2 separate regions of the Homo sapiens genome follow, and region 2 is linked to region 1. Evidence: read pairs that join two places in POLR2A ChIA-PET (ENCODE). Cell type or tissue: HCT116. All regions are shown on one strand. Region 1 has its middle 23 kb from the start of ZBTB43. Region 2 overlaps MVB12B (multivesicular body subunit 12B).

Region 1 (2,500 bases):
TTGCAGTGAGCCAAGATTGCACCACTGCACTCCAGCCTATGCGACACAGTGAGACTCTGTCTCAAAAAACAAAACGAAACAAACCCCCAAAAAACCACAAATCTGCTCGTGTTCCTCCCTACCTCTCTTCTCTCCATGGTGCCCCATGCTCTAAAGCTATAGGTTCAAATCCAGTAGCCCCGGACCTTCTGCTGCAGTCTTATCTCAGGCCCTCCCCATTCTCACTCCTTTTCCCTCACACTGGCTTGCTTGCTTTCTCCTCTCTCCCTTGTTCTTTCTTTCTTTTTGTTTTGTTTTTTTTGAGATGGAGTCTTGCTCTGTCGCCCAGGCTGGAGTGCAGTGGTGTGATCTTGGCTCACTGCAACCTCCGCCTCCCAGGTTCAAGCAATTCTCCCGCCTCAGCCTCCCGAGTAGGTGGGATTACAGGTGCCTGCCACCACGGCCGGCTAATTTTTGTATTTTTAGTAGAAACAGGATTTCATCATGTTGGCCATGGTGGGGAGTGATCAAGGGAATCCTCTGGCTTTGGGGTTCTCTCACAGCCTGAGTGTTTTCATCTGTCAAATGAGCACGGCAGCAAGATCACAGCACCTGCAGTGATACAACAAATGTCAGTGATGTAGGCCAGTGCTTGGCACACAGTGAATGCAGGTGAGGGGGCCTCCGTGATTCCCAGGCCCCCATGAACCCCAGGCACACCCAGGTTATCATGCTGGGGTAGGTCCCCAGAGATCCGAGTCTGAGTCCTATTTCTCCCTAGACCCCGGGAGAATGACTGAGTGAACAATTAAAAATCTAAACTGTGTTTTTGGAATGTTTCTGGAAGCTCCAGGCCTGATTGTCCTGGAACCCCTCCTCTCTCTCCCTGCTCAGAACTCGAAATTGGTCTCTAGCTGGCCTCCGGGGGAGCGGCAGTTTAGCATACGGCCAGCAGATGGCGCTGAAAGCTAAGGGAAGACGCCCCCTCCCCTGGGGCTCCTCCCGTCCCCTCCCGTCCCCTCCCGTTTGCCAACTCCAGCTCCCAGGCTGCCCTTCCAGCAGGGGCGAGGCGCCCTCGGCCGTCTCCTGGGAACCCAGGCCCATTTTGGAGAAGCAGAAAGAAAGCCCAAAACCCTGCTGGGATTCCTGGTTGGGGCCTTACACCCCGGAGACCTCCCCGACCTCCGCTCCCTGGCCTCCCTCCCAGGAAATCACTTAATAAATAGGGCGCGAGGATCCCAAGTGAGAGGAGGTTTTCCTCGGAAGAGCCACTTCATCTGTGAACAAGGAACTATGAAACATCTAAGAGCAGTCTGTGACCTCCCCGTCCATCCTGTGTAAAATATGAAATAAGAGTTTTAATTACCAAGCTTGGAAGGCAGCCGACGTGTTTAATATTTAATGTCTCCGATGCTTGTGCCCCAGGCGTGCCAGCACTGACAGAATCGGGGTTTCCCTTGGGTTGGCTCTAAATGTGCTTGGAGAAGGGCCAGGCAGCCCCCTTCCCCATCACCTGGGAGCCTCTTGTAGCCCTGCCTGGACCCAGGCTCGCCCTGGTCCTCCCACTCCCTGAGGGACCCCTGCTAAGGGGGCCGGTCTCCCACCCTAAGACCAGGACCTGGAGCTCTATGAAGGCATCTAGTTCTCGACTCAGTCCAGCTCCTGGCAGGAGTGGAAGTCAATGAAGTCAGGCAGCGAGAACAAATAGAGGGGCCAGACCCATAGACCTGTTTTTCTGTTTGTTTGTTTGCTTTTTTTGTTTTTTTTTTTTTTTGAGACGGAGTCTCACCCTGTCACCTAGGCTGGAGTGCAATGGTGCAATTTCGGCTCACTGCAACCTCTGCCTCCCAGGTTCAAATGATTCTCCTGCCTCAGCCTCCTGAGTAGGTGGGATTACAGGCATCCGCCACCACACCTGGCTAATTTTTGTATTTTTAGTAGAGACTAAAAATGGTCAGGCTGGTCTTGAACTCCTGACCTCGTGATTCGCCCGCCTCGGCCTCCCAAAGTGCTGGGATTACAGGTGTGAGCCACCGCGCCCGGGCTTTTGTTTTTTGTTTTTGTTTTGTTTTGTTTTGTTTTGAGATGGAGTCTTGCTCTGTCACCCAGGCTGGAGTGCAGTGGTGCCCTCTTGGCTCACTGCAGCCCTGCCTCCCGGGTTCAAGCACTTCTCCTGCCTCAGCCTCCCGAATAGCTGGGATTACAGGTGAGCACCACCACGCCTGGCTAATCTTTGTATTTTTAGTAGAGATGGGGTTTCACCATGTTGGCCAGGCTGGTCTTGAACTCCTGACCTCAAGTGATCCGCCCACCTCGGCCTCCCGAAGTGCTAGGATTACAGGCATGAGCCACCGTGCCTGGCCCAAACCTGGGTTTGAATTCTGTTTTCCTGCAAGCTATCAGCCTCTCTGGGAATGACTTTTATTATCCATAAGGTGGAGAATGTATCTCCTATGTTATGGGTTGTTAATGGTAATAGATTGCCACTTTCGAGGCTTAGTATGTGCCTGGAGCCCTGCTA
Region 2 (2,500 bases), 360 kb after region 1:
AGCAGAAATGTGCCAACATCCAATTTACAATTTCAAAAGCTTGCCCGTCTGTGGGAGAGTGAGGAAATAAAACTAAGGCGCCAATGTGGATGGGAATGGTAGCAGGAAATGATCATGAGCCTACAATTATTCACTATCTACTTTGTGCAGAGACTTCATTCCTGTCGACATGACTTGCCACAGACCCTCTAAATGGATAGTTTTGGGGAAATTTAGGACTTAAAAGAAATATATGAGCAATAACAACCACAAAAAAGTATATGAACAACAGAGAAATCAAGGGGCCCAGCTCTTCAGCTGCTCCATGCAATACTGATGTCCGGGACCAAACTTTCTTGTCCCTCGGGGCCTCAGATTTTGCCTGGCTTGCTCTGCAACTCAACCCCCGCCCCAGGTTCTCTTCCCTCGTTGGAGATGATTCTTTCTGCCCACCACCCCCCACCCCGCCAACTCCCACTTCGTCTCCAAACTTTGCAAGGTTGCTGTTTGCAAGGGTGCTGGCTTAGCTGTCTTCTCACTCTGTACACTTACACATCCCCGGCACACCAGCCCACCTTCCAGATTCTGCCTCTTGCCACTACTTACTTCCCCTCTCCTCCAGAAAGAGTGGAAGTCTTGTTAATCTCTGAACAGGCCTTGTTTTTCTCATGCCTAGGCCTGATTCTTTATCCATGCCACTCCCTCTTCCTAGGAATCTCCATTCTTCCTTACCGACTCTCCAAACTCCTATTCATACTTCAAGATCCCACCCAACCATGCCCTCTTTGGAAAAACCTTTCCTGGGCTTGCCCCAGACTGGATTGGATGCCTGAGTGTCTTCTCTCACCCCACTCCAGGTATCACAGTACACTTTGGTCATCTGATATAAACCTGTTCCCTAATGTGATTGTGACCTCCTCAAGAGCAGGGCCAAATATCATCAATTTTGTACTTCATTTTCTGGGACAATTTTTTGTCACAGGGTAGACAATTACTGACCATTTGTTGACCAAATCAAGTGTTGTAGTTGGCTCACTAAAACTCCTGGGTTTCTTTTTTGACATGAACTGCTGTTAGTCTCTATCATTTCATTTCTCCCTGTGTGTATTTTCCCAATTAATTAGGCTCCAGGGGTCTCTGTTTTATACCCTGAATCTCACCTCTCTCCATTATGGAGGAAACCAGGTATGGGTAAGAAGAAATCAGCAGCAGCAGCAACCAGGAATTTACAAGAAGGGAAAAAAAAGAAGGTTTCTGTTCATATATGATAGACAATGTGTGCCTGATGCAGCAAATGTGAAATTAAAAGAGGATTCAAGTCACAGGCTGACTGTATTTTCTGCAGAATAACTGCTCAGTAGGGATCTGCTGAATTGAAATCAGGTTACTGAATACTCCAGCTAAAGTAGCTGATGCAAGAGTGGGTAAGGGACAGCAGTCAGAGAGCAGCAGGTGAGAAGGCCCCCTGGGCAGAGAAAGCTTTAGGGAGAAGGGCTCCTCCCTACATGGCAAATAGCTTCCCCTGCATTTCTGCTTCCACTACTCCTGGACACAGGAAGCAGGGGACATGGGGACAGGACAGAAAGGCACATCAAGGCTTCCCATTAATGAGAATGAACAGTTTGGGCCCCAGGGACAGATTACCTGTGGTTAAACAGGACAAGTCACCTGCCGAAGGAGAAGTGGCCCAGGAGTGCTTTGGTGTCAGATTAGCCTGAAAGTGAGAGACAAGGATGAAGGCTCTGCCATCAGCTGGGTCTCTGGCGAGATGAGATTCCAGTTCCCCAGCGTGGGATGGAGCCCCACCTGCCAGGACCTGGGCTGGGGGTCCTCAATATATCACCCGGCCTCATCACCTCAACAACCTTTTTAGGTAGGAGTAATTATTCTCATTTAACAGAATAGGAAACTGAGGCTCTGAGAGGTAAAGCTGATGAAGGGAAAGCTAGGTATTAATGAAGAGGTCAGTCCATGTGTCCTCCGGAGGTGGTTATCGCTATGTTAGAGTTACCCCGATTCAGCTTCACTATCGGGTATATAAAATGAGACTACTCAATCAGGGCCACAGGGTCCCTCCTGAAGGCCCTTTTGAAATCAGTGATGCCAGGGACATGACATCTCTGCCGCTCACTAGCTCAGTGATCCCGACAGGTTACAGTGAACTATACAGAGCTGGATGACCAATGGCCCGATCGCACACCCAGGGAGGCAAACCAGTTGTAGTGGTTGAGGGCAGTGCCCCCGAGTCCGCTGGATGTGGGTCCAAATCCCAGCGCCAGCACCAGGGAGTCACATGGCCTTTGGCAGGGGTGTGTTGCCTCCCAGGGCACAGAGGGCCACCATGCAGGCAGGGTTGACAGCACGGAACCAGGCATGCGTGAGCACATGCAAGTACGCGAGCTTCAATCCTACTCCCACTCTCCCCATTCTTGCCACCCCGGCATTATTTTAGAGTCTGGCTCATGAGGGCCTCCATGCAGCACCACAGCAGAACCCACGGGGCCTTTCCTCTGCATCAGGA

What was found. ChIA-PET counts read pairs that join two places held together with the same protein. Peaks named below come from ENCODE experiments on the same cell type or tissue, not always from the same donor. Only the 100,000 strongest peaks of a DNase experiment are listed, where the experiment ranks them.
Region 2: POLR2A ChIA-PET joins it to region 1 with 5 read pairs; 1 of 35 experiments calls an interaction of 5 or more read pairs at or near these places.

Annotation. Positions count from the first base shown.
Region 1 is chr9:126,780,393-126,782,892 of GRCh38, reverse strand. No RefSeq gene overlaps it. Among named protein-coding and RNA genes, the nearest start is that of ZBTB43, 23 kb to the left of the region's middle. In HCT116, a CTCF peak has its summit at 917 (motif pointing right); a DNase peak (open chromatin) is centred at 952.
Region 2 is chr9:126,416,110-126,418,609 of GRCh38, reverse strand. The region is part of intron 6 of MVB12B (multivesicular body subunit 12B); the gene reads right to left. Among named protein-coding and RNA genes, the nearest start is that of NRON, 6.9 kb to the right of the region's middle. RefSeq lists an enhancer at 2,330-2,500. In HCT116, no CTCF peak of the experiment used is centred here; a DNase peak (open chromatin) is centred at 1,409.